Linked DNA regions of Mus musculus: all the other regions are linked to region 4. The links are chromatin loops, found by intact Hi-C in ENCODE. Cell type or tissue: heart. All regions are shown on one strand. Region 1 holds the start of Zc4h2 (zinc finger, C4H2 domain containing). Region 2 overlaps Las1l (LAS1-like (S. cerevisiae)). Region 3 holds the start of Spin4 (spindlin family, member 4). Region 4 holds the start of Amer1 (APC membrane recruitment 1).

Region 1 (8,000 bases), 210 kb after region 4:
TTTCATTTTGTGTTTATTTCTTTATACTTTTAAGAACATCTCCTTGTATATTATTAGTGTTTGCATTGAGAAACACCATATATATATATATATATATATATATATATATATATATATATATATATATATAAAATCAGTATCTCCTAACATACTACTAACTTTAGTGAAATATATTATCTGTTTTATTTTTATTCATATATATATAAAACATATCATAAGTATTCATGTGCATACACTGAGATTATGTTATAATTATGTTAGAAAGTTTCCTATAAGAGGTCTGATGGGGAAGAAGAGGGCCAGAGAATAGGGAACAAGCGAGTGTAAGAGCAGTCCATATGACCAAAGTACATTATATACATATGTGCAATGTCACTAGAAGTTTTTTATACATTAATATGTGATAATAAAAAAGAAAATATAAAAACACAAATTTTCTTTGATCACCAAACATTGTTAAGAAAATTCAGAAGAAAAAGTAGTCATTTCTATCATGTTTTTGCTTGGTACTTCTGTGCTTCCTGGTGTTGCAAAGTTGTTTATTTCTCTACTTGAAATATTTTTGTCACCCTTCTGCACTACCCCTGCTGATAATTCCATCACTTGAGAATGTCTTCTATCTTGAAATACAATATATTACTGCACATAGGATTCTACTCTGGAAGCTCTTTTCCTTCAGCACTTGAACATGCTGTACTCTCTACTAAGTCCTTGGTATTTTTTCTGTTAAGGAAATTGCCTTTCTATTTTTCCCCCATATATATAATTAGGGGATTGCTACTTCTCAGCTGCTTTCCTTAAAAGAATTTTTTTCTTGTTCCTACTTTTCCTGAAGTCTGATTATAATGTGTGTTGGAGTAGATTTAGTTGACTCTTATTACTGTTTGATTAGCTTCTTGAATCTGGAAGTTGTTTTTCTTCAGTAAGGAACAATATTAGTCCTCATTTTCCCAACTATTTATTTCTCCGGTCCTGTTTCTCCTGTCCAAGGACAATTTTTAAACTTAGTAATAACCTCACCGTGATTTCTCTTGCTTTAGGATTAAGCTGCCTCATTTTTTTTTTCCGTCTTCTCTGTCTTACAGTTGAACCTATCTGTTGAGTTTTTAAGGTTGTTTTAAAGATGCCCTTTAGCATCTTCTTTTGTTTTTATTGCTGTTGGTACTTGTCTATTTCCTGTGGTTTGTAATTTTCTTTAACTTAAGGAAGAATGTATTTGGATTTATGGTTTCAGAAGGAAAGTCCATAATGGCAGGAGAGAGATGGCAGCAGGCAGCAAGGACAGGAAGGTAAGAAGCAACCTCAAACAGGAAGCAGAGAGAATTGGTAATGCCCAGTCCTCGAACCTGCTACTCCAGCAAAGCCCTTCCTCCAGCAGTGTTATACTATCACTCCAAATAGCACCATTAACTGGAAACCAAGAATCAAATACCCAAGCCTATTGGGAACTTCCTCATTGAAACCAACACACTGTAATACCTGGCTCTTTGATTGGTGACAAGAAAAATACAAATTGTCATTTACTCCAACTCCAAAAGTCTCTGTAGTCCTTAACGTTTCCAACACTGTTTAAAAGTCCGAAGTTTCTCTGCATTGTGGTTTTTGTATGTTTAAATGCTCCCAGGGTGTTGCAGTTGTTTACAGAGGCACTTACATGATGTATATTTTAAAACTCGTGTTATATTATTCTGAATCTGTGATTTATCAATATTGATATCTATGTAGTTTTTCATTCACGAAGAGTTATTGGTACAGCGTGAAATTTTTCAATAAAAGTTGGATATTCTGGATCTTACTTAAATCTTTTGTCTTAGTAGGCCTTGTGATACTCTCAGCAGAAATCTAGCTTTTACACTGGATCTTTCTTAACAACCAAGTGTTATTGGAGTGGAAATTCATGTTATTGGAGTGGAACTTCAGCCTTCTCTCTAAATCTCTCCTTCTACTATCTAACCTGGTTGAGAAAAGAAGTCATGGCTCCTGACTTGTTCTCCACTGAAAAGGGTCTATTTTCACTGGGGATTAATGACCTTGATCCCAAATAGTCCACTTCTGGGGATAAGATAAACTTATTTTAAAGTCCATGAAGAGAAGACTGAAGTTAGAGACCCTCTATTCAAAGGTCTAAGCTTTTCATTAGTTTCATCCTTAGCATTCTTCTGCACCAAAGAATCTCATTTCCTATCTCCTGATGTCTTTGTAGAAAAAGACAGCAGCAGACCTTCAGTGGGAAACAGAAGAACAGAGCCTTTGTAGGCAGACTCAATTCCTGTGAAAATGTAGCATTGTTAAGCTTCATGAATATAAGAACTCACTCAAATTCTCCAGACCCCCATTTTTCCACTTATGACAAAGGTCACAGGGAACTTGCAAAAATGGATTGAAATGGGGGAGGGGCTGGCATAACAGGGGCTCAATAAATGATCATTTCCTTACTTTGCAAAAGGAAAAACACACAATCCCTCCAAAAGGAAGAAGAAACCAAGATTCTTCACTACCATCACCATGTGTAGATCCCGCAGAGATACCACAAAGGTTAAATCTATTGTCAATTTTGTCAGGGTTAAATTATATGGCCTAATTTTTAACAAAAGATACACTCTATGTCCTTTTTCTTTCTTTTTCCATATGTCTGAAAAACACTACAGATTCAGGGAGTTAGGCACAGCAGGGGAGGCCAACATAGTCAGCATTTGAATTATTATTGTTTTCTTGGCGGGAATAACACTGCAGTATCAAAAACTTGCTCACTGAGTAACCTATTGGAGGTGTGACAATTCTCAGTTTGCCAAACCTCCAGCTCTTGTTCACATCCTCATAGTTCACAACCTTCTTCCAACCCCAGGATAGGAAAAAAAAAAGTGGTGAAAGAGTTACAGGCAAATAAGAACAGCCCACTCCCCAGCTTCATCAGCATCCTCAGACTACAGCCACAGCAAAGTTGCAAACTGAATGAATTGGCCAGTTAAACTTGGCTTTCAAAAGGCTTTCTCAAGCTCTGGGTCATGAGGCTGACAGAAAAATCATTCTCAACTGTTATAAAGCAAGAAGCAAAAAGCGACTTGTTCTAAACAAAAAGAACACTAAAAAAAAAAATACATTTAGTTGTCCTGGTTTATCCCTCTACCTCTATTCTATCTCAGCTACATCTGGGAAGACATCGCCATCTCCACTTCTTCCCTTCTTCCTGGTACACACAACACACACACACACACACACACACACACACACACACACACACTTCCACCAACTACCTCCTCTAGACTTGATTTCAATTTAGCCAAGCCCCTTCATTCTTCACCTCATCTATTAAGTCTGTGATGAATGGACCCCCTTCCAGCTCCTGATTCCCTTTGCAAGTAGCCCAACAATAGATAGTTTTCACCAAACAACAACAACAAAAACAAAAACAAACCAACAACAAGCAGTACTCCTTGCTCCCAGGGATGCCTGGGAAGGGAGGGGTGATCGAGGAGAGTGGAAGGATGCTGCATTAAGCAGTGACCCGCTTACCTGATCTCTTTAATGCTTTCCAATTTGCACATGATTTCTTGTTCATCTGCCATGCTTTTCACTCTCAATTTCACGTCCAGGGAATTGTTTAAAAAAAAAAATGCACCAGCCAAGGCATACAATAGATACAATACAGCCACCTCCTACTGGTTTGTGGCTTTGAGCCTGTGTGGTAAGGGCTTAGAGAAGGCCTGGGAGCTGTAGTCCACAGTTCCGGGGCCAGCCAGGCAACCCGGGTGCCTCTAGAACTACAACTCCCAGAAGGCCAAGCAAAGCATTCCTGTTCCAGTTCCTGTAGCGGCACTTTAAATCAATATGTCACTGATAATTATGTCAAAGATTATAAGCAAAGGAATGAAGATATTTGCCCTACCAATGTGCGGCAAAATGGAGAAAATTTTCTCGAAAGCAGCTAGGAAGATGAGAAACATACCTTTTATCACAAGACTCGGACTCGGGCCTCACGCCTACCCCCACCCCACCCTGTCAACAAATTAAGAAATCATTTATTACAGAATGCCTTGGGCTGGAGAGAAACTGTAGGTGATTTAGCTTCCTAGATGTCAAATTTTCTAGATGCTACCTAGGGATTTGTAGCTTTGACATTGAAATGTAAATAGACTGGAACTGAAAACCGGGGCGGGGGGAGCGGCGGAGACGGGGCTGAACAAGAAAAAGGGGACTCTTCAAAATCAGGAAACCGAGTTGGAGGAAGGACCTCTTTCCTTCTGGTTCCTCATCCACTGAACTATTAGTGTGCTTGTACTTTGCCAGTCAATGAAAGGTTTACTGAGGGAGGCCCTGAAGAGGCAAAGAAAATAAAAGCAAGTTCGTAGCCTTTGTGAAGGAGAGAGTGAAGTATATTGTAAATAGAGCTGTCACAACGCCGAGATAATCAGTGAAACCTGAACATAGAAGGTGTTAATATGTTTTTAAAACTAAGAGTTTTCCAGAGAAGAGTGAGATTTCATGGAAGCAATGGCCTACATGGAGAATGCAAAGGGCAAGTGGTTCAAAGTGCCTGGAATATAGGGTTCTTGAAGTGGTATATTAGAGAGAGAAGTAGAAGCTGTATCAAGAAAAGATAGATTGTAGACACATTTTAAAAATATTTTAGAATGTTTTCTTTGGCTATTTTATGTGTTATACCGTGTATTTCCATCAAATTCACTCCCAAGTTGCTACTCTCCTATCCCTTCCAGAACTATCTCCCTCCTAAATTCATGCATTCTTCCTTTAAGCCATTTTTTGGTGCTACCCGTGCATGCACCGGTGTAGGGCCATCTACTGGAGCATGGACAGTATTATGGAATCAGCATCCCTGAAAAAAAAAACCAAAACAAAACAAAACTGAAGCTCATTCCCTAGCAGCCAGATTTTGAAATACCATGGAGTGTCAGATTAGAGTTTGGAATTCATCCTATAGGCACATAGTTATTCAGTATGCATTTGTGCTTACTGTATGCCAAATAATGTGCAATTATATTTAGAGTATATATCAATTTTTGGTGCTGGAAATTCTACTCAGAACCTTATACATCCTTAGCATGTACTCCACTACTAAGCTACATCTCTAAATTCTAAAGTAAAATAATTTAAAAGCACAGGAGCAATTAAATTGGGGTGATATGAGAAGATGCCAGTGAAAGCAAAGTTTAGAGTTAAAGAAAATGAAAGCTAGTAAGAGGGTATTAGTTATTCAAAGAAGATAGATTCACGTGGAAGCCAGGCTTCAGAAAGGAGTGTGAGAGGTAAGTTAACAAGACTCACCTCCACATTGTCCCTCTCAGCTGCCTGTTGAGGGCCCCGAATCTTTGAGGTACTTTACTAAACTGCAATTCATAGATTTACTAGAGAGAGGAATTTCAGGAAGCAGAATTAGAGATTTCGTGAAAGATATTGTGGTGGTTTGAATAGGAATGGCCACCATAGGCTCTTGTATTTGAATGCTCAGTCCTTATGGAATGGCATTAAGCTCAAGCCAGGCTCTTTCTGCTTCCTGTGAATCCAGATGTAGAACTCTCAGCTGCTTCTGCAGCCACCATCTGCCTGCGTGCCACCATGCTTTCTGCCATGTGGGTAATGAAACATGAAACTGTAAGTAAGACCCAATTGAACGCTTTCCTTTATAAGAATTGGGATGGTCATGTTTCTTCACAGCAATAGAACATTGACTAAGACAGATATTAAGGAGGAAAGGTCCTCAAGAAGAGACCTAGAGCACACATGAGAATATGAATATGGGATTTTCTAAAGGAAAGTCAAAGAAAATGAGATTTCCCCAAATATACACATAGACTCCTTTAGAGAGTCACGATTATTTGTTTTAGCATTAGCCATAAAAACCATTTTGGTGACTCTCAGATAGCATACCAAAAGGTTAAGAAACCATTTGTTTTCTCAGTTTTCCATAAGTGAGATAAGTGAAGTGGCTACTTCACTTGGGTGGAACTATAGTCTGATAAAGTAATAAGATTCATTGTAGTTTGGCACACAAGGTGTTCAGTACGTATCAGTTAGCTATAAATGGGATTCCTGGGAAAGTTTCAAGTTTGTAGGTGTTAAGGGAGAATGCCTGTAAGCAGATGCTAATTGTGCTGTAATTATCAGTTCTATGTTGGTGATGGACTTCAAGTAGACGCCAGGGTGACTCTTCTAGTGAACAGTGTGAATATAGGTGGGAAGGATAGGCAGGAATCGAGGGAGTGGAAACTTCAGCATATGTTGTATAAAAATAGTTTGAATAAAAAAGGTGGAAAATAAAATCCAAATAGGTTCCTGGATGAACATAAAGTACTTTTCAATATGAGGTAGCATTATTTGGGGGAGAAGTGGTCGTTGTAGATGGACATATATGGAAGTAGTTCAAGAATGAACTTAGAAGAACTGTTTCTATTTTTGCCCAATTTGTTTGACAATTTTGCCATGCTAGGAATGGAACTCAGTATTTCTGTATAATAGACAAGTGCTCTTCCAAAGAAGTACATAGGGGGCCTAGTCTTTAAGGTTTTAATATAAATGTATCCATCCTTTTAAAAATGTTGACATAAACCTGGGAGAGTGGGGCCTAAAAATGAGGTAAAGTCTCATGCAATAGCCAACTTTATTCAGGGCATCGGCGATTTATATTCTGGGGGTTAAGCAAGTCATAAGTAAGGTTCACCGGAGTTTAGGCTGTATACAGTCACAAGACCAACCTGTCCTTGGAAACATTTTTGAATGACAAAAGTAAGATGATGGATAATCTGAAGCAAACCCCACTATTTACTACACCTGGGAGAGGCACGAAAGCATGTTAGAAAACCAAATCATGTTATGGAAAAACAAGAGGTTTTAAGACGTTTATCTTGTTTCCTTGCAGTTATCTCACAGTCTCTGAGAATTCTCCTGGCATGGCTTCATTTATAGACGGTGCTCTAACAATTGGCTTTAAATTTTTTCCTACAATATATTTTAATCACATTCTATCCCCTCTTTCAACTCCTCCAAGATGCTTACCGCCTCAATATCCACCCAAATTCAATGTTCTTTCTTTTTCTTTCAGAAAAAAAAAATCAAAGCAAGCAAAAGTCAAAAAGGAAAAAAGAATACCAAACTAAAGCAAACAAAGGAATCCAGAAAATATGGTAACTTGTTTTGTGTTGGCTGACAACTGTTAAACATGGGATGTGATTGATATACTCTATGTCACACCATTGGAGAAAACTGATTTTTTTCTTTCTCCCTGTAGTTATCAATTGAATATAGCTTCTGAGGAAAGGAATTTCGTGCCTTTGTCCCTTTCTCTGTGCTAGGAAATTTTTCTGACTTGAACTTCTTTAGGTCTTATGCATGTAGTCTCTGTGAGTTTAAATGTACATCAATTCATGTTCTATTTGGAAGATGGTATTTTCTTGCAGTCATCTATCACCTCTGGCTCTTACATTCTTGAAGAGAGGCTCTTGATGAAGACATCTGACTTAGGACTGAGTGCTCCAAAATGTCTCACTTTCTTTACATTATCCAGTTGTAGAGGTCTCTGTGTTAATTCAGTCTACTACAAGAGGAACCTTCTCTAAAAACGACTGAGTGGAGTATTGATGGCCATAGCAATTAAGAGTCAGTTTATTGCTATGTTTCTTTAGCAAAATAATAGCAGTATGTTTTCAAACTAGGGCCCATGAACTATCAAATCTCGGGTTCTTAAACATATTAGCAGTCTCATGTATGGGTTCTAATCCATGGAGTGGTCCTTAAATCCAGTAGAAAAGTGGTTGGTTAATACCATAATATTTATAAAATTATTATATAAGTATACCTTACAGCCATGTTGTTATTATGAGTCACAAGTTTTGCAGCTGGGTAATACTGATCATTATATTTCTTATCTGGTAGTGTGCATAGTATCTTTGAGCACCATGTACACTAGACAGTAGAGAGGAAGCTTCTAGTTGAGCACCACCTTGATTTCTCCAGCTTCAGTGGCATAAATAGTGTCTTCAGATACA
Region 2 (8,000 bases), 510 kb after region 4:
AGAAGCATGTGGGTCCTTCACCCATTCTTCAACCTCAAAAGGGATTAGGCTCCATCTCTCTTCATCTCCCCAAATTCCCACGCTGTCATTTCTAACTACTCAAAGCATCCAGAGTGCCTCCTTTCTGTGGCATTGAGAAGAAAAAGGAAAAGGGAGATTTTTCTAATTCCCGCAGCACTCTTTGGCAACTGTAAACTTTTAAAAGGCTGAGCTGAGGACACTGGCAGATGCTTCTCCTTGGGATGCCTGGCCCCCGGGACTAGGGCTAGTTTTCCTCACCAGTCTTGGTGTTGGCCACGATCAGTTCAACGGTCCATCTAAGGATGTAGGTAGGCCGGATCCCAGTGCTCCCCACGGTAGACAACTCGGAGAACATCCTCTCTAGCAGGGCCTGCGTGAAGGTCTGGGAGTGCAGGCCCCTGAGCAGGGGCTGCCAGAACTGAGAGAAGGGCTTTGGCACCAACACTTCATTCAAGTCGATGTTTTCTGGTTTGTGACGGATACCAGTTGATGATGGATGGGAAGGGCAATGGGACCAAGATCAAGAGAATGAGAGAGCACCAAAACAAGCCAGCAAGAGGGGTAGGCAGAAGAAAAGAAAAAAATTGCACACCAAAGAGAGAGAACAGACACGCCCAAGTTCAAACAACAAGAATTGCCATTGCAGAACAAGAGGGAAGGAGAGCAGGAGAGCAGGAGAGCAGAAGAGCGGGAAAGAGAAACCAGTTAGTATCTGGCAAACAACAACTGATACAAAACCAAGTATAAAAGAAAGAACTCTTTCTGACTTCAGCTTCGTCAATAACTCACTGTGTGAATTTGGTTCAGTAACTTCCCCTTTCTGGACCTCAGTTTGACCATCTGTAACATGAGGATGTTGGACTAGATGACCTCTCAAGGCCCCTCCAATGCTGCTGTTCTAGCTCTCTAGCTAGTGGCTAAATCATATTTGACAAGGCACAACAACAGTGTTAAGAAACCCCACCTACCCATTCCAACCCACCTTAACAGATTCAACGCCACCTAGAAAAGTCCCAGGACACATCAGCAGGATTACCTATTCTGTTCAGCCAAAAGGGCTGACATTTCAGCCCCACCCCACCCCACACTCCAGCCTACTTCTGGAGTTCGCACATAAGAAACACAGAACCCTAGGGTTTCAGTGAACACCCAGGACCCTACCTTCATACTCTATCTGCAAAGCTGCCAACTGCTCAAACGTAGGAATGAGGAAACCATCATCTAGAAAAGCATCCAGCACAGCATCCCTAAGGCAAATAAACAGTTAGTTTAGAGAGGCATGGTTGCACATGCCTATAGTCTAGTCCCAGCTACTCAGGACACTCAGAGACTGAGGCGAGAGCATTATTAAATTCAGAACCACCCTGGGTAATATAGAAAAATGAGTCTTTAAAAAAAAAAAGGTGACCTTTCCAAATAGGCTGGACTGCCTCACTGGTTGTTTAAAGTTGAAATGACTTAAGGGTCTGGAATATGGCAGTACCTCAGTGGTACAAGACTTAACATATTGTGCATAAGGGCCAGAGTCTAATTCCCAGTACCAAGAAGGAAAACGAAAAGGCACACTAGAATGAAACCGACAAAAAGACACCTATTCCTGCAACACTTCAAGAACAGCTAATAGCTCTGGTTCAAATGGCCAAAGTGCCAGTGGTAGAGAGTAATCAGAAGACAAAGCTATTAGGCTTCAGGTTCCTGGGACAGGGACTGAGTCAGAGTCTGGAGTCAGTAGGCTTTAAACACTCATGTATGAAGCATGTGGTGATCTAAGTCCCAGAAATGAGAGCAGAGGTGACTAAACAGCTCAAATCACAGCATAAAAGTCCTAGACTGACAGAAGAAATGAAACGCCTGAGATGGCCAAGTGCTTTTAGACCTCAGTTCCTGCACTGTTTTTGTTTCTCCTGTCCGTTTCTCTAGCCTTCACACTGGTTACCTCCTTCTTTTCGATCCTAGAGGTCAAACTACTAGGTATGCAACTGCTTGTCTGGAGATGACTCAGGCTTCCTCACAGATAACCCAAATCAAAGTCAGAGGGGTCGGAAACATCAGCAACAGGGGAGACTTCTCAACTTCAGCTAGCTCAAACCTAAAGCAGCAAGAGCGAAGTCTCCAGCTCCTGGCTTGCTAAGAGCCTCTCCTAGCTGACTAGGTCTAGCAGGAGTCAAGCTTTCAAGATGTCCCAGTATCTAGCGGGATGACAACACAGTTGGTCAGCTCCTTCTATCTATCCAGCAGAGCAAGATGAGAAAACAACTGTCCTTACACTCATCCCTCATCTCCTCAGATAAAACTCCTAAAACGTAAAGTAACCTACCAGCTGCCTGCTCAGCAAGCAAAGGCAGTTACTACGCACAGAAGTAATTTTTCCCAGCTGCTGGGGAAGCTGTCCCTCCAACTTTTGCTGAAGGGTATAGCTAACAAGTCTAGCATGGGTAAACTCTAATGAAATGTCTTTGGAGCTAAGCATCGTGGAGTATAGATATTTAATCCAAGCACTGCGGAGGCAGAAGCAGGTAAATTGATATTTGAGTTCCAAGACAGCCTAGTCTACAACAGCCACAGCTACACAGGGAAAACCTGTCTCAAAAACAAAACAAACAAACAAACAAAAAAACCCAGCACCATTACCTTTGAGACTAGTCTTCTGGGAATAAAGACAAGAAAACAAGAGGAGTCCCAGCTTACATGGCAAGCTTTCATCCAAACTCACTTATATCAGATCTAGTATAGATTCTTTGCAACTCTGTATCTTAGATTTCTTTTAACTTTCCTTTACTGTAGGGCCAGCATTGCCTCCATAGTTTTTTCTTTTATCTTCTTTTTGGCACTGTGAGTCAAAATAAGGCCTTGTGCGTACTAGGCCACTGCTCTACCACTGACCATTCCACCCCCAAGCCTTCTTCCACAGCTTATTGGCAGCAAGTTCTCCAAAGACCTTTCAAACTGAACTTAGGCAGAATACACAAAAGCAGCAAGTCTTGCCTACTCTGCTTGAACTGAACACTGTGGGCAGGGCAACACACAGCCATAATGAGAGGAGGGAACCTAGCCTAGCTTCCAGCAGCCATGCCCCAAGAAGACCTGTCCTCTATCTGCCTGGCCAGGATTACCCAAAAGATGCTGACATCTTCCAAAAGCTGTTTGAAAAAAACAGACCAGGTGGGGAAGTGTTATATATCAAAAAGCATTTTTCTATTTGTCAAGTCTGTCACATTCCATGTGACAGAGGGAAAAAGTTGCCAGGGACTGCATGACTACAGGCATTTATAGCTGGTTATTCAGTAACTCTCAATAGGCAACCTGGTAGCTGGCAGGGTTGGAGGCAGATCATACAGAAGACATAATCACCGCTTAGGGGAGGAGGATTAACTCTAGGATTTCCTACAAGAGAAATCAGTTAGCTACAACATGACAACGGCTCTCTTTCTGCTACTAGGAATTGAACTCAGGGCAATGTACATGCTAGGCAAGCATGATCCCAGCCAGTTTTCTTTTTCCCCCTCAACTATTATTTTTGAGACAGGATCTCACTAAGCTGCCCAGACTGGCTTTGAACTCATTCTGTAGCCCAGGCTGTAAATTTGCAATCTGTCTACTCAACCTTTAAAGTAGCTAAGATTACAGATCTACATCACCAACTATGTCTTGTCTTGACACCCAATTTCAATGAGGCTATTACCCTCTACTGTAGAGAATAGGCAACCCTGAGTTACCAAGTTACAAACCTGTTCTCCCATGAAATGCTCTTGAGTTCTTCTAGGATACATTGTACACGTGGGGAAAGATTATTCCACACTTTAATAGCCTGAAGCAAATGCCTGTGTTTCTCCAGCACCTGACAGCAAAAAGAGTCCAATCAGAAGTCTGACTCTGCCAAGGACCCTACCCCAAACCCCTCAAGGATCCCTTCTCATAGGACCTCAGCACTGTCCTTAAGGGAACAGGACAAAGCATGCATGGTGAGCCCACAACTCCTTTATAAGCCCAACAAGTAAAAAGAACTAGATTGTCTCCTTCTCCCGCTCTCCCCACTCCAAATCCTCTGTGGCTCCCAAACATCAGAAGTTCTGATGCTCAGGTGCCAATTGGAAACATTTGGTTTGAGATGAGCAGAGATCTTTGGGCCAAAGGGTTAAGGAGAAAATAGGAGAAATGAGTTGCAGGAGCAAGGAGAATTGTTGAGACCCAGGTTCCCATCCTAGTTCTGCCATAAACTATGTATATAACCCTGAATCTGTCCCTTTCGTCATCCAAGGTTTCAATCTGTCAGTGCAAAAGGGAGAAAAGAACCTAAATAGTTTCCAAGGCTTTCTACAAAACGTACATCTTAAGTCTCATCTGATTAGGGACTCTTACACCCCACCTGCTGGTCATCTTGAGAATCACAGGGCTATACAGCTATACCCCATTCCCAGTTCTCTACATCCGAGCAAATGAAGTCCATGAACTTCATTATCTGCTTGCTCTCTTCCATCAGTTCACAGGATCATCTGACTAGACTCTGCTGGTCTCCTTCCTAGGTCCCACCCTCTCCAAGAAGTACCTTTATGCTTTGCCACTTTTCTTCCAAATTCTCTGAGAACTTCCCTCATGTTTTGCCACTTTCAAACTCTTTCTCAAGACGTCTCTTTCAGGCAGCTGGCAAGAGGGAAGAAATGGCTAGGACAGGTGACAGCATATCGCACCAAGGATACTAACCTTAAACTGTTCCTCTTCATAGGATACCAGCAATTCTCGCGCTTTCTCTGAAACCAGAATGAAAAACAATGAAGGAAGCCTAGCCTCTCATTCTCTCTGGGCATCTGAGCTTCCTGTACCTTGAGCTATAAGCTGACAACTAGAATTGCTTCAACAATTGAACAACAATCAGATTCCTTCCCTATTTACTTCATATAACTCAAAAAAGATGGTGAGGCAAATACAATATCCATTCACCATGGAAACTCTCCCCGTAAGATAGTTTGTGACAGTGATTTTTTTTTTAAAGATTTATTTATTATTATATGTAAGTACACTGTAGCTGTCTTCAGACACACCAGAAGAGGGCATCAGATCTCATTACAGATGGTTGTGAGCCACCATGTGGTTGCTGGGATTTGAACTCTGGACCTTCGGAAGAGCAGTCGGGTGCTCTTACCCACTGAGCCATCTCACCAGCCCCTTTTTTTTCTTTTTTTTAATGCTGGAACTCCACCACAGCATACAGAAAATAAATTATCAAGGACAAAAGGCAGTACTGACCTCAAGCTTCCGTGCTCGCGGCACATGCGCCCCTCTTTGCCCCACAAATACCTACCATACAACTCCTTGTGTCTTGAAGATGGTTCTGGATGAGAAGCCACCTCCTCATTGCCTTTAGTATTTGCATCATCCTCGACAGCCAACTCTTCATCTTTGTCATCATCCTGAGGCTCTGGTATCTCTTCAAGTACATCATCGGCAATAATTTCACGTTCCTCTTCTTCAGGATCTTCTGCATCTAGCTGGTCCTCATCCAACTCCCAGGTTTCTTTCAGGCTGCCTTCCAGTTGACGGCTCCAGTATGTCTTCTGGAGCCAGTTGAGGACAAAGTAGCAACCTAGAAGAGGCAGGGGTGGATTCAAGAGATATGCCATAGGACCAATTATGGACAAGTAATTAACAGGTCCCCAGTTCTCTTAGCCTCTATTCTCATACTGTATGCATAAAGGAAAAGTCTAAGGAAGAGACGTGGCTCTAAGGCTCAAATCTCATATATTTGCATATATCCTCTCTTGTATTCTCCTGCTCACTGGTATCTTTCCTGGGGGTTGAGGGAGTGCGGATATAATCCTGGCTTGAGACATGGGTGTCAAATAAAGCAAGGGGTGGTAAATGGGAGAACTGAAACCTAGGTATACCAGCCACTTACACAGCCTTAACCAAGTCTTTCCCTTTTCTAGATCTCAGTTTCCTGATTACAAGGGAAGAGCCTAAATCAGGGATTTTTAATCGAGATGAAATGAGCATAAAAAGAATGCCTGAGTTCATGACACTCTGGTTCATACCTCTCAACTCACCCCTTCAGACTACTATACTACCTACAGAGGCAGACTGAAGAGGAAAGCAATACCCTATAATTAAAACAGCAAAGAGGACCATAACAGAGGCTACAGAGACAGCTCAGCAGCAAAGAGCATTTGCTGGACCTGCAGAGAACTCAGGGTTAGATCCCAATGCCCAGAGCAGGTGGCTCACATCTGCGGGTAACCCTAGCTTCAGGTGACCCAGCAACCTCTCCGGGCCTTCAGCATCCATATACAAATAGCAAACACACACTCACGTACATCAATAAAAATAACTCTGAGGTTTAAAAACGAACCAGAATAGTACACTGCCAAGCCATATTAAACAAGGTAATACTAATCCTGATTTCATTTTTTCATACTTTCCACATGGACTTTTTTCACTATGAAAAGGCTACACATTATGATCAGTAAGCTTGTGAAAGCCAAGCCTTATACTGTAACCAAAAACAGTCTATACTATATTTCACCTGGTGCTGACACCAAGTATAATCCTCCTCTTTGTTCCTCTTCCCCAAATGCCACCCAGCCCGGGCCCATGAGCTTAACACACCCACAGCACTCACCTCTGCGGCACTCATTTATATGGGGCATTTTCTTGTGGGTCAAGTTGTGGCGAAGTTCAACAATCCAGTCTGGAATGTTCACCTAATTAGACATGAGAAAATAATAAAGCTTGCAGAAACCCAGGAATTAATCACCCTGGCTATCCATCCCAGTGAAGTTTCCAGTCTTAGATTACAATCCAAGGTTCCTGATTATATTTTACTGCTCACTGGAAGAAGTCTTAACATGAGAAAAGGCAATTACCCCCCACCCCCCAGCCATTCTCCTCTAAGAGCTGTCTGTGATGGGCATTACGAATAAGCTTCTCAGTCTCCCTCTGCCTTTTCCTTCTTCCTAGGTACCTTTATTCTTCCTTGCCTCTCAAAAGAGCTCCAGCAAGTTTTTCTTCAGGCTTGAGAACACATCTGCCATCAAACCCATATACAACTAACATACTTACTGAAGCCAGAGATAGCTGGCTTTTTTATTTTATTTATTTATTTATTTATTTATTTATTTTGCTGCTTGGGTGAGCTGTTTCTTTCCTCAGATTACTTACTGAAGCCAGAGATAGCTGGCTTTTTTATTTTATTTATTTATTTATTTATTTATTTTGCTGCTTGGGTGAGCTGTTTCTTTCCTCAGATTGCCGGCTCCCTGAGGGCAGGCATTCGACTGTTACTCTTTTGTGTCCCTAGCCAGTGGCATAGTCAGGCTCCTCACTTTCACTGGGCCACTGCAAACTAGCAGAGCCAGCCAAGCCCACGGAAATGCAAGTAAGGAGAAATAAGGGAGCAATCCTCTTTAAAACCGGACATTCAACCGTCCAGTCAAAACCTTTCCGGTATGGACTCCACTCCAACAGCACAAGAAATAATCCTGAGACTCGACAAATGGATTGCATGACATTCTTTAAGTTTCTGCACATCAAAGAAAATAACAGAGCAAAGAGATAGCACAGCTTAGAAAATTCGAGAAAAATATCTGCCAAGTGTATATCATACAGATCATTAGTAATAAAGAATCCAAAAAAATTAAACAATAAAACATCACCTAATCAATAAATGTACTAATATATAGTTCCCAAAGAAACATGCATGGTCAATAAATATTTGAAATAGTGCTTAACAGCCTTAGTCATTAAGGAAATACCAATTAGCGGGGCGTGGTGGCACACACCTTTAATTCCAGCACTTGGGAGGCAGAGGCAGGTGGATTTCTGAGTTTGAGGCCAGCCTGGTCTACAGAGTGAGTTCCAGGACAGCTGGGGCTACACAGAGAAACCCTGACTTGAAAAAAACAAACAAACAAAAAACAAAAAAACAAAAAAGGAAATACCAATTAAACTTTTTCAAGATTTGATCTCAGCCCAGTCAAGATTGGTAT
Region 3 (8,000 bases), 420 kb before region 4:
CCGCAGAGCTCCCAGGGACTAAACCACCAACCAAAGAGTACACTTGGAGGGACTCATGGCTCCAGCCTCATATGCAGCAGAGGATGGCTTTATCTGGCATCAATGGGAGGGAAGGCCCTTGGCCTGGTGTAGGCTTGATGCCCCCTGTGTAGGGGAATAGGAGGGTGGTGAAGTGAGAGTGGGTGGGTGTGTGTGGGAGGACCCTCATAGAAGTGGGGGGAGGAGGGTGGGATAGTGGGTTTGTGCAGGGGAAACTGATACCGGGAAGGTGATTACATTAGAAATGTAAATAAATAAAATAACCAATAAAAATACATAAAAAATAAAAATAAAAATAAAGTTGGCCATTCATGTGAACATTATTAGAAAACACAAAAGTCACTACTATTATTGGTTATAGTTTTATTTGTACATAATTTATTTTTAGTAAATATATAAAACATGAGCACCAAATTCATGACAGTGTTCGCCTCTGCAGAAGAGGTGGTGTGGTAGTTGCAAATGAATTTATTAGCCATTAATACTGACCAATTGCAATATAAATCTGCATTTAAAGTAAACATGTCAAAGTATAGATATCTGCTAATTTGGAGGGGAGGTAAACAAATGTTTTCACATCTTTCATTTTTTTTAATTTTTTCCTCATTTTTCTAGTAAATAAAAGAATACAAAGATAATTATACTACCATTATAGCTGATGAATTTATTACATTTTCTGAACTGGGCTAATACATAATGACATACAGCACATAAAAATAATCAGCAAATTTTATAATATAAGCAGCTTTCAACTTCGTGTGTAATTGACAGAGAATATATATTCTGTAAATGACAGAAAAATATATATTCTGTAGTAACAAAAAGTCTGAAAAAGCCAATTGCCACTGAGAAAATATCAGGGAATGCATTAAAGATACCTAATAAAATTCATTCCCAGGATTTCAATGTTTTATAGCTTAGTCTCAGGTAACTTAAAAAAAAAAAAACTTCTAGTGCTATTTTACTCAGTCATTTTTTAAGCTAATAGAATTTTAATGACAAAGCTTCATAGAGACAGCTTATGAAAAAAAGACACAACCTGTTGTCTGTTAATTCAATTAAAAATACAAAGAGTAATCTAAAACTGTAATTTTACTTTGGAATGCAAATCAAGTATAAGTGCATTATTGGTAAATAAAATACGACAAAATAATAAATGGCTATTTTACCATAACCAAGTAGGATTTATTCCAGAAATAAAGGTTTGTTGTAATACTAAGTACCTAGCTTTCTAATAAATCATGCATCAACAAATTAAAAAAACTATATGTTTAATAATGGATATTGAAAAGACATTGATAAAATCAAGGAGACATTTCTAATAGTAATACTATATAAAAACAAGAACAGAAGGAATTTCTAAACATGAATAACTACTTACCAACAATCAACAACAAAGTCACACATGAAACAATAAAGTCATTCTCATAAAAATTAGAAATAGAAAAAGGCATGTCTGCCATCATCATCACATAACACTGCTCTGGAAAATCCAGCTAATGTTATACTAATAAGTATAAGCATTAGAAGAAATAAAATTATCTGTATTTACATACAAAATGATTGTATATATCAAGAAAATCCAAGTTTCTAATTTAACATCCAATGTAACATATAGGATTAAATAAACTCATTGGATAAAAGATAAAAATATAAAATCTGTAGATTTGCTTTATTGATAAAAATAAAAAGTTACTTATAAGATGGAAAAATATTCAACTTATTACAAAATTTGATAACTGCAAAAATAAATTCCATTTGATATGAATGACCTATATGAAAAAATGTTATGAAAACAAGATAAAAATATTTCAATGATCTACCAAATCTCTTGTGTGGTAAGAATATCACTATTAATTTTATTCTTGTATATAAGAATACAGAAAATTGATGCAATTCTGATAAGTATCAGACCCTTTCAAAATATCAATAAAATGCATTGTTTTTTTTTCTCTTGAAAGGATGAATGTTGAGGATAAATTATAATAAGAAAGAAAAACAACTATTGAAAGGGAATTTGTTATTCCAGTTTCTGAAACTCATGGTCTGGTATTATGTTTAAAATTAACTTTCACTCAGAAATTTGAAAAAGAGTGATTTTTTAAAAAGTAATTTCTACAGTAGAATATGTAATGCAAAATATTTAGAGTTGAGTCCCTATGTATTAGCATATGCAAAAATGAATTTCAGGTAGATAAAAATTTAAATATAATAAAGATTATAAAAGAAAAACCAAGTGAATATTGGTATGACCTAGGTTAGGGACACCTGTCTGAAGAAGATAGGAAACTAAAAATTTATAAAAGACATAAACATTTAAAAATTATAAAATTAAGTTTTTAAAATTGTAAAGTGAACAATAAAGATTAATAACAATATAAAGTTCATTAACACATGAAATAAAAAAGATTAAATGTACTTTCATTGTAGAAATTCCTATAACTTTACATGGAAAATATCAACTGAATATATATATGTATATATAGACAAGAAACAAAGAATAGGAATTAGCAAAACAAAAAAAGAGAAATATCCCAAGTAGAAAAAAATAAGTCTCATTGAGTCAGGTAAACATCAAATAATCAGGAACCCATGGAACGTTCTACCTGTCAGCGTTGCAAACATCAAAGACCAGTGGATGGCAACCTTGCAATAGTTCTTAAAACTAAATATACACCTACATAACACTTCTATAGAAATAAGAGCACCTTAATACAATAAAACATCATTATGAGTAAAAAAGGAAATAAATGCCCACCAATACCAGAATGGATACTTTTTGGCACATCTGTATGGACTGTGAACACTGGTGAGAGGAAGTATGAGAGTGACGGACAGAGACTGACTGTGCCATTTATCAAAAACCATATCATATGGAAGTCAGTTTTACAAAAGTTACATTGAAGTTTCTGCTTGAGAGCAGGGAAAACATCCCAAGAAAAATGCCAAATTCTCAAACTAAGGGGAAGAATTAGAAAGAGGGGGAAGGGAGCAGAAGCCACGTTGCACAGTTTATCTACTTTTGAGTTGTTTCGGTGAATCCAAACACTTCTCTTTTTTTCTTAGCAGCCAATTTAAAATTTCAATTATAAAACAAAGAACAAAAGTACCAACATATACTTGAGTCAGAACTGGAAAACAGTCAATATAAGATATGGAGGCACAATAAGATTTAGCCACTGTCCAGAACTTTTGACCTCAAAATTGACCTCAGAAAAACTTAATTTTGAGAACATAAAATATTTATCCTCTGATAGTTCCACACGTTTCGCAAAGAGGTCTATAAACTTACGGGGTTTTCACCAAGCCATAGACATAAATGTGAATATCATCATCAAACTTAATGAAGTAGACAGATGGCTTGGCTACCACCTGATGAATAAAGATCCCAGTTCTCTTGGACCCGTCGTCTTTGGCGTGTTCCACCTGCTTGCCCACAAGGCTGTCGAGCACCTCCCCAGGCTCCTGTTCAGCTGCAGGGAAGTAGTAGTTGGAATCTGGAATGATACGCAGGTCACCATCTTTGTAGTCGTCCAGCAGGGTGTACATATAGAGGACCGGATCTTTCTCGTAGGTGATGTAAAACCAAGTATCCATGATGGGGGCTCGCGCCAACACCATACCCTTCCACTCATCTTTCTTGCCATGCTCACCTTCGAACACATGTCCCACTGCCTTCCCAACCAGGGAATCGGCCAGGCGAGAGTCAATGCGAGGAGAAGGAACTCTCTCAGGAAGAATCTCCAGCGCTAAAACTCTCTTATCTCTGTGCAGTTCCAGTCCGTACACACTGTCTTTGCCATCATATTTGATGATATACAGAGTGGGCTTCACGGAGACCTGCTCGAGCACAGTACCTTTCCATTGCTCCACGGGCTCATTGCCTTCTTTCCAGCCGTGTTGAATGCGGCAGCCCACGATGTTCCTATGAGTGAGGAAAGTGGGCTTACGGCGCTGCTTCTTGTGAGTGTGCCTTTTCTTCATCAGGTACGCGGACACACCATCCACCCCAGTAGGAGGCACAGTCGGAGGAGACATGGCTCGAGGCTTCGGTGGCCAAAGTAAAGCTGCTCTTTGCTTAACAAGCTGACTAACAGTCAGCAGTGTCCAACGGCAGATATTTTTCGCGATCCGAGAGACTGTATCAGTCCTCTTTTCAGATTTTGTCAGAAAAGAGCTAACTGACTGGGAACTGAGACAGAGAGTGCCGCTCACTAGTGCTTTTTTCCTCCTTCAGGGAGGGGTGACTGCAATAGTGATGGCTCCAGAGAGATGGCGGGCTCCCGGGTTCGTTCTGTCCGCCCCTGGCGCCTTCCCGGACTCCCAAGCCCACGTCCCAGCCAGAATCCGCCACTTAGCTGTTGTCAACGCTGCTGCGGTCGCAGAACGGCAACAGAGAAGAAGTGGACTGTTAACCTGGACCGGAGATAACAGGGATGTTTCGCGGCCACGAAAGTGCAGGCAGTAGCACGTCTCCCAGCAGTTTGCGCTTTGCGCGGCCTGGTCTTGGCAGCGCTTGTCAGCTTGGCCAATCTGCGAAACCGGGATTTTTGTTGCTTAGGGAATCCTCCTCCTCTGAGCCCGCCCTCTCCTTTCCTCCACCCCTCCCGCTTCCGTCCTGCCTTCCGCTCCTGGGGCAGCCACACTGACACAGGCTCTCTCCTTTACTCCCGTGGCCCCCCAGCCGGTTCATTCCCACCAGAACCAGACAGTACAACACCCCTCCTCCCCTGCAGGCTGTCTGCTGCCCAACTGCATACTTCACTGAGGCTCCATCTGCTTTCTATCTTCCAGGAATTCCTCACAAGCAGAAAAAGAAAAGAAAAGTGAAAAAGAAAGAAAAAAAAATACGTGGGGTGGGAGAAATTGTATAAACAAATCTACAATTTCTTTCTTTTTTAAGAAATTTGAAGCGGGATTGGGGAAAAGTCGTGCACAGTCCACCATGTTAACTTAAACTCTCCTTTATATTTTCTACCTGATCATTCGTCCTAACGATTTTTAGTATGTTTTTCTAAGTGGAAGGAAAATATGCTGGTATTTGCTTTTCTAAAACTGAGTGAAATAAAAAGCAAAGCAAAACAAAACTAACTTTAGCCATACAAACCAGGCAAACATCAAAATGTTTATTAAGCTGATTTCTTATTAATATATCTTTCTATAACCTTATGCATTTGAGAGCAACTTTTATATTTCTATACCTTTTTTGCTTACTTTGTCACTTATATCACGAGTAGTTTCTGTCATGATTAAATATGCTGGAAACATGATTTGTTTTTCAGTTTTTTGAGACAGGGTTTCCCTGGGTAGCCCTGACTGTCCTGGAACTCACTCTACATACCAGGCTGGCCTCGAACTCAGAGATATGCCCCCCCCCCCTTCTCTGCCTCCCAAGTACTGGGATTAAAACCATGCGCCACCATGCCAGGCTGGAAACACAATTTTTAATGGTTCCATATGTGAACATAAAGAACACAGCTCTCATCTCAAAATAAAAGATGGTTTATTCTAGAATCAAATATAAGTGACCAAGACCAAGGTCCACAACTTTAGGTTACCCCAAGTTCTATGTTCCAATGTGGTAACAGTTTCATGGAATTTTGTTGGTGTTGTCGCTGCTGTTTATTATTAACCTGTGTGTGCATGAAGTGTCTATGTTGGAAGGGGGCAGAAGTGGAAAAGTGGAAATCAGAAGATAACATTGTGTAGTAACTTCTTTCCTTCCACATTTACTTGAATTCAATGGATTGAACCCAAGTCCACAGGTTTATGCCACAAGTTCCTTTGTAAGATAAGCCTCTTACCCAACTGGCCTCATGAAATTTTTATAGCAGCAAAACAAAGAGAACTATAAATCAGGAAACTTTTAAAAGGCATCAGGGGAAGCCTTGGGTAGGCGTGTTATAGCAAACCGGAGAAACTTCTGCAGTAGGCTTCAGATACTATCTGACAGCATTCCCTGCCTTTGGGCCAGTGAAAGCCGAGGATCTGTGCACACATTCCAAAAGAACTTACCTAATAGCCGGAAGAATGGTTAGGTCACTCACAGAGTTGAACAATACATGACCATTTTGGGTGGGGTGAGGGTGAAGATAGTTTAAGATAATGTGACTCTGGAACTGCGACAGCTGAACTCCTCCATTATACTCATAACTGAGTCAGTTAATCAACCATGTACAAAGTTCAACGTATGTGTGGCTTTTCCCCCAGAGAACTTCAGTTAACCCACACTGTTTGTTCTTAATATTCCTTCAATGGCTCCTCATTTATCCTAAATAGTCTAAGGCAGAAAAAGTAACTAATACAACTCTCCTTTTCATATATGAATTGATTAATTGAACTCGTCTTTATTTTTGTTTTCCTCCCTGAAATCCAAAAGTTGAAGTTGTGGTTCCATTCATTTTTTTTAAATATAGAATAATTGGATCATATTTCCCCAACCCAACATTATGCTCTCTCTAAAAAAAAACAAATCAAAACAAACAAACAAAAACAATAAGACAAAAAAAGCATACACAAAAACATGGAGTCTCTTTTATGTTGGCCTGTCTTGAAGTATGATTTATATACCCAGTGACACTCTATTGGAGAAAACTGATTTTCCATTTCTCAGCAGATACCAATTGCAAGTAACTCCTTGGTTAGGGATGGGATTTAATGTCCATCTCTCCTTCTAAATGCTGAGACTTTGCAAGGTCTGAACCTGAGCAGGTCTTGTTTGTGCTATCATAGTTCTGTGAGTCTATACATCTATCAGTCCTGTTGTACCTTAAAGACACAATCTCTTTGAAATCATCTACCATCTCTGGTTGCTACAGTCTTTCTTCCACATCTTCCTCATAGACCCCTGAGCCTTGAGGAGAGTGTTTGATAAAGGCATGCCACTTAGGACAGAGTACACTAAAATCTCTCATTTTCTGCACATTGTCCAGTTGTGGGTCTTTGTGTTAATTATCATGTATGGGTGCTGTGATGGTTTGTATACACTAGGTCCAGGGAGTAGCACTATTAGAATGTGTGGCCCTGTTGGAGTGGGTGTGGCCTTGTTGGAGTAGGTGTGTCACTGTGGGCATGGGCTTTAAGACCCTCAGATGAAGATGTAGAACTCTCAACTCTGCCTGTACCATGTCTGCTATGTTCTCACCTTGATGATAATGGACTGAACCTCTGAAGCTGTAAGCTCTTTATAAGTAAGTTCTTTATAAGAGTTGCCTTGGTCATGGTGTCTTCACAGCAGTAAAACCCTAACTAAGACAGAAGTTGGTACTGGGAAGTGTTTTCTGAGAGCACAAAGAAGCTGTGTTCCAGAGATAGTCAAGGTTGTACCTCCTGCTGCAGCTGTACTTGGTAATGTTTAATAGTCACCCAGGTGGTATGAAGGTCATGAAGAGCAGCTGAGTCTTGGCACAGTGATAGGCCATGAAAGGATATTGGCGAAGGTGCAGCCTCAGTTGTAGTTAACAGCTCAGGACTGAAGGCTCCATGTAAAGGAGTTGAGGCTTGGCACGAAGAGAGAGCCTATGAGAGGCTATTGGTGAAACCTAGATGCAGCGGAAGACCCCAGCATATTGGAGATGCCAGTACCGTGGGATGATCACCAAGAACAGAAGCATCAGTGGAGTGGATCAACCTGAGCTTAGAATGCTAAAGAGGGCAGAACCAGAGAAGTGATGTCAGCCCTTTGGAAGAGCCCAGAAGATCATGTGTAGATGCCAGACATTGAAACAAGAAGCTGTAACATTGAAGTTGCCTTGGAGACCCCAAGATATTCCAGATGTCAGAGCCGTGGGCTATATGCTGAGGAAAGCTGCTAACAGGGAGTGGAGCCCAGAAGGAAGTTGTTTGTTGCAGTCAACAAAGATGAAAAAGGAGTTGGAGATCTAAAGAGAGCTTTGACATCAGACATGGAGATGCAGAGATTGGAGTTTGCCCAGCTGGTTTCCTGTCTTGTCTTGGGGATT
Region 4 (8,000 bases):
AAGAAAAAAAAAAAAACAAAAAAAAAAACCAAAACACAACAACAACAACAACAACAACAAAAAGAAAAGCCAAATAAATAAAACGAAGCCCCTAAGGAGCCTCTGAGCTCTGGCTCCCTGAGTACCCCTCTATCTTGTGATGGGTCTTCCCCTGTGCATGCTTGCTGTGTGTATCTCTGTGTATGTTTCATACATGTCATACAAGCATTTCTTTACAAGCACTGTGTTGCTGTTTGCTCCTCTGTGCTGTGTTCCAGAATTTTCCCACTGCTAGCTGCATGTTCAAGATTTTTCCTGCCTTTAAATTATTTAACAGGCAGAGAAAACAAAGCTGATCAGGACCCCTAGACAGCAAAGGTTCTACAAGTAAACTCATGAGAAGATAAGCCTGCTGCTGTTTTCCTTATTTCTTTGGACTAGTGAAGCAGGGGTATTTCTTCCATACACTGAGTGCAAATATTACAGTTCTTGAGGTGCCAACTTTTCCCAAATACTTCCCTTCTCCAGATACTTCCAGCCCCCAGCAGGCTGCAAGCCTTAATCTCTTGACTGAGAGGAAAAAAAAAAGTGTTCCCAGAATGCAACTGCCACATAAACCCAGGCAGCTTTCACTTTTAAGGACTAGGCTAGTGGGAGGAGGGAGTAGTAGTTCATCAAATGTGCACTGACTGAGTGGTGCTTCCTGGAGACCTTGGGCACAACATAAAGGACTACCACAAAAGAGCAATAGGCTGTATCTCCTCAAATTGCTGTGTCTTGCTTGCTTTCTAGGCCACATCTATGACCATAGGGGGCTTAACTGCTAGTCCACACAAAAACCTGTGTAGCTGAGAGATGTGGGGGGTAAAAAGAGGCCTGAAGGATATTTCTCTAGCTTTTAGCAAATAAGTATTTAGGCCCAGGTGCTCCTCCCCAACCTATGAAATGCCAAAAGGAATCTTACAGTGTGAAATTTCCCTCTTGTGATAGCATGCCCCTCCCCACACCTCTACTTAGAACTTTAGAGGTAACCTGTTACCTACCTAACTTGTAGGATGCTTTCAATCTCTAAGACCCCATTTAAAAACCCTTTCAAAAACTCTATTATTGGGCTGGTGGTGGTACACCCCTTTAATCCTAGCATTCAACACAGGCAAATATCGATGAATTCAAAGGCACTGGCTTACAAAGCAAATTCCAGAACAGCTGGGACTACCTAGTGAAATCCTGTTTCAAAATAATAACAAAACCCCAAATTACCCCAATACAAATACCCCCAAACAATCAAACACCCTTCCATTCTTATCGCTGGTTCGAAGGTGCATCCACCACCCCCAACCCCTGACCCTGACCAGCCTTTGTTCAATGATCTAAAGATCTTCGCCTAAAAAGATTAGATCACCATTTCAAGGCTTGATGTTTGGCAGTTCCCACCACTGGGTCCTAAACTCTTTTGCACCTCTGAGTTATGCCACCTCCACCACTCACCCTGCCTGCCAGGCACTCCCTTTCATTTCTCATTCTGTCTATTCTTTCTCTACCAAACTCCTGTACTTCCCAGCTGCTTTCTAAATGCAGAGAGAGAGATCTCTCCATGGCACTTTGCCTGTAGGCTCATGAATCAGCAACCAAAAGTATGCAGAGCTCCAGGGTTTGAGCAGTCCAGACCCTGATAATAGAGGGAACTAATTATGACTTTCTTTTTGAATGTAGTAGCAACCCAATCCCTCTTTCCACCCACACTAGGTATATTATATCCATATCTGAGCCTTAGGCACGTTTACTTTATGTTTCATGGATTAAGGCAAACACAAGTTGGGAGGATAAAGGTCTTTTCTAAAGTTCTACAAAGACAGAAAGTCCTTCTGGAACATTCACTCATTAATTGCTTTATAAATCTAGGATCCTAGAGGGTTGTAGCTGAGGCCTAGGCTTTATTTACCCCTATGAGGGTTCTGAGAGAACCTAAATACCTATATAAGGGAAACAAAGCAGAGTCAGTGAAACTTAACTGTACAGGAGTTCCAAGAGGTCTGCTCATCTAGAAGCAGCCTGAAATGCCCCAAAGAGAAAGTTGGTTGAGAACTGAGGCCTGAAAGGGAGGGACTTGGACAAGTGTAGGATGAGAGTGTTTGAGTGTGGGAAAGGTGCTGGACTGAAGTCAAAGCAGGGCAGAGTCAGATGCTGGAAATAAAAGACCAGCTGCAAAGATGTGTTGAGGTCTGGTCAATTAGGTAGGGGTGAAAATAATGTGGTATCCCCAATCCTAGCTTGGGTGTATGTGTGTGTGTCTATATAGCTATATCTATAGATAGATAGATAGATAGATAGATAGATAGATAGATAGATAGATATCCCATGTTAACGTTACAAAGTAAGAGATTTATTTACTGGGTCTCAATGCCCCACTATAAAGCTGTCCAGCCTGCACAGTCCCTTAGTCAAATCCCCTCTCTTATTCTTCAGGAATGCCTTAATAGTCCAGAGTGGTGCACAGAGTAGGGCACTCGAAGGAATGGGCTTTGTTGGAATCTCCAATGGTAGGACAGAAAGTCCAACAATGCAGTGCCCGGAGACCAGTCCATACCAGTGTTGCTGAGGCAGGCCAGCCAGAGACGCAGAAGACATATGCGAACAGGGCTGTCTACACTTCTCTCAAGGCGAGTCCAGCGACAGGGAGGATGGTCCTGCTGTATTAGTCCCGCTGCCGCCTTTGCCTCCCATGGCTCATCTGGCAAGCTTAGCCCCTCAAAGGGGAGCTCAGGAGAAATCACGCCTTTGGGCGGTCACCAGTGTCAGAGGTGTCTGCAGCAGACAATGACAGCAGTCTGGCAGGCTGGGTATTTTAAGTAACTGAGAAGTTGTAGGATTTGTCTGCCTTATATATACTGTGTGTTCTTTACTACAACGACGGCCCCCTCCGCCTCTAGCAGGGAAATCCCCCCACAATATTGTGCCTATTGCTATTTTAAACCAAAGGCTGGAGAGAAAAAGAAAAAAAAACGCGCCCTATGCCCTACAAGGGAAAAGAGGCGCGTAGGGGGTGGGGGCGGCAACAAAGCGGCCTTGCAGCTCTAACCCAAGGGCCAGTAAGAGCTCCTGGTCCAGCCCGCCTGCAATGGGGGTGGGAGCCAAACGACAGACTGGAGGCCCAGGAGGGGGTGCGGCTGGTTGGGACCATAGGACCAAGGTTCCAGGATAAGTGGGAAGTTCAGAAACCCAACTGTGCTCCCTTGAGGAGGAACAGACTGTGGATATCTTAATCCACCCTAAAGCCAGTCTCAGTCTGGCCATAAGCGAGCGCGCCAGCTTCCTCTGCAGAGGAGAGACATAGGAGATGCACCGCAGAGGGGAGGGGCCACAGCAAGGCCTCGCGGGTGAGCAGCACCGGCCTAACAGCTGTTCCAGAAAATATACTACAAACAAAGATAAGGAGTTCCCGGCCTGCAAATGCGTTCTCCGGGTGCTGGCTAGCGGCGCCCTTCCCGGAACCACGCAACAGCACGTGTGGGCCCATCCCAGCCTCCCATTACAACCTAGAGGCGTAGCCCAGGATAGTCCGCCCGCCTTCCGGCCCTCCCACCCCACCCCCCAGCCACGGTCGCCCGGACCCTAAAGACTAACGGCCGCTGGGCCCTTCGCTGGACAGTACGCAAAGCGAGTTCAAAGAAAGACCAGCAAGAGGCTGGGACTCCGATCAGCCAGGCTCTGGAAACCCTAGTCCAGGAGACCAGAGCGGAGCACGCGGGGATGCACTAGACCTTCAGCAGGATGGCTCTTAGCTGTGTGCAATGCTTACCCTGCCAGGTCCAGCTCCCAGCGCTGTTTATTGTCTGCTGCGCTGCTCCGATTTGAGCTGGAGCCTCTGCTGAGAACGCCACCACTGCTCCTGCCGCAGCCTTCACCGGGACTACAGCAGTCTTCTGCGCCGACTACCCTTCTCCAGGCTCTGGGCAGCTCCCCCATACCCCCTTCACCCCGGACTCCACAGTTATAGGGTGGGACGTCCGTGATATGATTGGCAGGCATACAGTCCAATCATGACGGCTGGAAGGCATGCCCTCGCCCGCCCACTGTTTTCCTTGGTGCTTCTCTCTTTAAATGCAAATAAATCGGGCGTGGTATTGGCAGGGGGGCGGAGAGGTTGTCGAACCCCTTGCAGGGACTCCCTACTTCCGCTCCCACGCGGGGCGGGTTTCAGCGTGGCTACACACCCTACTCCCGGAGCTAGTCCCGCCCAAATGGGACTTGCCAGACTCTTGGAACTCGGTTTCGATTTTGCATACATTCCTCATTCCTTAACTTGGTGCTTTTGCGCTACTGCTCCCAGGTTGCTACCAAAGAGTTTCTCCACTCAGTTCGAGACTAGCTGTGAGAAGTGGGGGAGAAAAGGAAGGAGCCAGAGATTGTGGGGCCTGCAGAAACCTTTAGCACCATGGTTGGCTAATTATTAAGAGTGGCAGCAGGGCCAGGTGGCTGGTCTTCCCAGAGAGGAAATCACCTGTCAGGAAAGTGACCTGCCTCTTGGTCCTCCCACCCCCACACCACCTGGCTCCTTAGCCCTGCACTTTCCTTGCTTGCCCCAGGCTCTTAGGGAAGGCAAGATTGAGGTCAACTACCATCAGTGCTGCCTGGGAAAAGGCACTTCACCTCCGTTACTTAGACTGCCAGTAACTGGGACATATTTGGAATATAGACCTATACTTACCTTTCAGGGTACCTTTCACTTTTCTTCCCTAGGAAAATAACTGTTTTTAGAGTATACTATTTCAATAGTTGGCCTCTCACCTAAATTCCATACCTTCCAACGAACATGGAATGATTCTCAAGATCTCCAGGCGGGCAGTGGTGGCACATGCCTTTAATCCCAGCACTCGGGAGGCAGAGGCATGCGGATTTCTGAGTCTGAGGCTAGTCTGGTCTACAATGTGAGTTCCAGGACAGCCAGGGCTATACAGAGAAACCCTGTCTCCAAAAACAAAAGCAAAATTAAACAAACAAAGATCTCCAGAGCACACTTCATCAATTGTGAGTCTGGTCTGTGCAGATCCCTTTTCTAGATAGGGAAAGAAGTTTTGTGTGAGCCCTAACCAGAGGTCATACTGAGGAACACTGAGGAGGCCTGTCAGACCAGCCTTACAGGCTACTGTGTCTGGAATGTGGCAACGGGCCAGCTGAGCTTAGGCCTCTAACTAGCCTAAAGACATTAAGTGGCATTAGTAACTGCCAGTGCCAGGTGAGCTGGAGCAACAAAGAATCCGGTTGTATAACCAGCTCTGGAATGTACAGAAATCCCAGCTTGAAAACTCCTTCAATGTCTAAAAGGGGAGGGAGAAGTGAATTGAGGGTGAGGATCAGAGAAGGATTAGAAAACAATGGCAGTCCCCACCTCCAACCCCCAATGAATAGTCACCTGTTGCCCTGTTGGATCTTGTCTACCTTGTAAATACACAGAAGCTGAACTAGTGAGACGTGGACTGCTGCCACTGCCTGTGTGAAGCTAAGGAATTGTTGTGGCTGTTAAGGGCTGGCATCTATCTACTCTTCTTTCTGCCTCAGACTTGCTATGAGACCTTGGCCAACCTGGTCTCCCATCGGAGCCAATTATTCGATTTTCCCAAAGAGGTAAGAAACTTGATCAGTTCAACTCAATCCTTTCTATAATATTTCATGACCTTCAATGAGATTCTAGATATCTTCACCAAAAATTTGCAATATGAATCAGAATCAGAGTCCTAGGCCTGGATCTCAGTAAACATTGAATGGCAACCTGCTGCTAACTCAGTATAGCTTTGCTGTAGAAATCATTCCCCCAGCCTGCTTTGAATGGCCGGACTATAACATTTCCTTGGATCTCTGCTTTCCAGCTTTGCAAAACCCCAATTCTCATTTGTTAGGCTGGACATGCCGTATTTCCTATTCATACTCTATCATACTCTGCTAACCTGTGTCTCTGTCATTTGAAACTTGCTCACATTTCAAACAGATTCTTGCTTTGTTTTTTTTTTAATTAGACCAAGATTATTATTTGGAAAAGATAGTTTGAAAATATGGAGTCCAGGGAAACAAAAGACAAGACAATCCTGGATGTGAGAACATGTGCAAAACAACCAGATTGTGGCCTTGAAAAAGCCCTGAGCGAGTCTGCTCCTGTGAAGACTCCATATTTCAATCCATCCTAGAGCAACCACTGCACTCAGAGCAGTTGGTAAGAAACCCCCCTCAATGCCCCCTCCCCCAGTCCCAGAGCTGCTTCTGGGAGCCTGGTGGACTTGGGCCCCATCATCTACCAAAGCCCCCACCCTCCCGAATACCACTCACCTTCCTTCTGTCCCTTCCACCTCTTCTGCCTTGTCCTTGCTGCTGGGACAGACTCCTAGTTGGTCTGCTCCCGTGAAGACTCTATATCGTGATACACCCTAGAGGACCCACTGCACTCAGAGCAGTTGATCATTTGAGGACCCTTTGCCCTCAGAGCAGTTGAGGATCCACTGCACTCAGAGCAGTTAAGGATCAGCTGCACTCAGCCCAGTTGGATAACACCTTAACTGCTTCACTGAAGACCCAACCGGCTGAAGGCCTCCCAGGAGATCTACTGCAGTCAGCACAACAGAGCAGCAGCTTCTCTGCCCCTGGGAAGAGCCCCCCAGTTGGAAGACCCCACAGGTGGTCTGATACAGCCAGGGCTGCAAGCCTAACAGGAGACCTGAAGCAACCCAGGGACAAAAGAGGCAGACTCCAGACAGTCATCCAGATCAACAAACACCAGGCATATCCAGATGGTGAAAGGCAAGCACAAGGCCATAAGCATTGAAGCCAACATATGTGGGCATCATCAGAACCCAGTTTTCCACCACAGCAAGCCCTGAATAGACAAAGACACCTGAAAATCAGGAATCTGCCCTAAAATCCTATCTCATAAAGATAATAGAGTCCTTTAAGGAGGATTATCAATAACTCACTGAAAGAAATACAGGAAAATACAGGTAAACAGGTGAAGGAATTGAATAAACCTATCCAGGACCTAAAAGTGGAAGTTTTCTGGAAATGGAAAACCTAGGAAAGAGGTCTGGAATTATAGGTGTAAGTATTACTAACAGAATATAAGAGATAGAAGAGAGAATCTCAGGTGTAGACGATAAGGTAGAAGAGATTGACACAACTGTCAAAGAAAATTCAAAACATAAGAAACTCCTAACCCAAAGCATCCAAGAAATTTAGGATACAATGAAAAGACCAAATCTAAGGATAATCAGAATAGAGGAGAACAAAGATTTCCAGCCCAAAGGACCAGAAAATGTCTTCAACAAAATCACAGAAGAAAACTTTTCCAATGTAAAGAAAGAGATAGACATAAAGGTACAAGAAGCCTAGAGAACACCAAATAAATGGGACCAGAAAAGAAAATCTTCTTGTCACATAATTATCAAAACACTAAAAGCACAGAGCATAGAAAGAATATTAAAAACTGCAAGGGGAAAAGGCCAAGTAAAATACAAAGTTAGACTTATCATAATTACACCAGACTTCTCAACAGAGACTATGAAAGCCAGAAGAGCCTGGCCAGAGGTCATGCAGACACTAAGCAAACACAAATGCCAGATGGGGCTACTATACCCAGCAAAACTCTCAATCAACATAGATGGAGAAACCAAAATATTCCAGGGGGGGGGGGAACAAATTCTAACAGTATCTATCTACCAACCCAGCCCTACAAGGGATCCTGGAGGGAAGACTCCAACACAAGGAAGATACCTGCATCAAAGAAAGGGCAAGATATTAAGCTTATCACAACAAAGTCAAAAGTAGAGAGCCACAAGCTCATAAAACCACCTACAAAAATAAACATATCAGGAACCAACAGTCATCTCTCTTTGATATCTCTCAATACTAATGGACACAACTCACCTATAAAAAGGCATACATTGCCGGGCAGTGGTGGTACACACTTTTTTTTTTAATTAGTTATTTAGCTCATTTACATTTCCAATGCTATACCAAAAGTCCCCCATACCCACCCA

Evidence for each region. Peaks named below come from ENCODE experiments on the same cell type or tissue, not always from the same donor. Only the 100,000 strongest peaks of a DNase experiment are listed, where the experiment ranks them.
Region 1: it touches region 4 in a loop (3-fold over the local background); 8 of 42 quality-filtered maps call a loop at or near these places.
Region 2: a loop joins it to region 4, with 4 times the contacts of the local background. A loop is called at or near these places in 4 of 42 quality-filtered maps.
Region 3: it touches region 4 in a loop (7-fold over the local background); 2 of 42 quality-filtered maps call a loop at or near these places.

The regions. Positions count from the first base shown.
Region 1 is chrX:95,654,739-95,662,738 of GRCm38, forward strand. Zc4h2 (zinc finger, C4H2 domain containing) reads right to left here and starts at 3,771. Exons shown (of 5, transcript NM_001003916.2): 1 at 3,514-3,771. The coding sequence starts at 3,566. In heart, no CTCF peak of the experiment used is centred here; a DNase peak (open chromatin) is centred at 3,733; H3K4me3 peaks cover 1,772 bases; H3K27ac peaks cover 1,275 bases.
Region 2 is chrX:95,946,588-95,954,587 of GRCm38, forward strand. Las1l (LAS1-like (S. cerevisiae)) reads right to left here. Exons shown (of 13, transcript NM_152822.3): 4 at 6,635-6,716; 5 at 5,321-5,602; 6 at 4,723-4,769; 7 at 3,750-3,859; 8 at 1,183-1,268; 9 at 280-486. Among named protein-coding and RNA genes, the nearest start is that of Las1l, 6.4 kb to the right of the region's middle. In heart, a CTCF peak has its summit at 4,397; no DNase peak of the experiment used is centred here.
Region 3 is chrX:95,022,118-95,030,117 of GRCm38, forward strand. It overlaps Spin4 (spindlin family, member 4), which reads right to left and starts at 4,565. Exons shown (of 1, transcript NM_178753.4): 1 at 390-4,565. The coding sequence starts at 4,077. The coding sequence ends at 3,328. In heart, no CTCF peak of the experiment used is centred here; a DNase peak (open chromatin) is centred at 4,634; H3K4me3 peaks cover 1,811 bases; H3K27ac peaks cover 1,629 bases.
Region 4 is chrX:95,440,880-95,448,879 of GRCm38, forward strand. Amer1 (APC membrane recruitment 1) reads right to left here and starts at 3,961. Exons shown (of 2, transcript NM_175179.4): 1 at 3,779-3,961. In heart, no CTCF peak of the experiment used is centred here; DNase peaks (open chromatin) are centred at 2,722, 3,442 and 4,082; H3K4me3 peaks cover 2,816 bases; H3K27ac peaks cover 2,271 bases.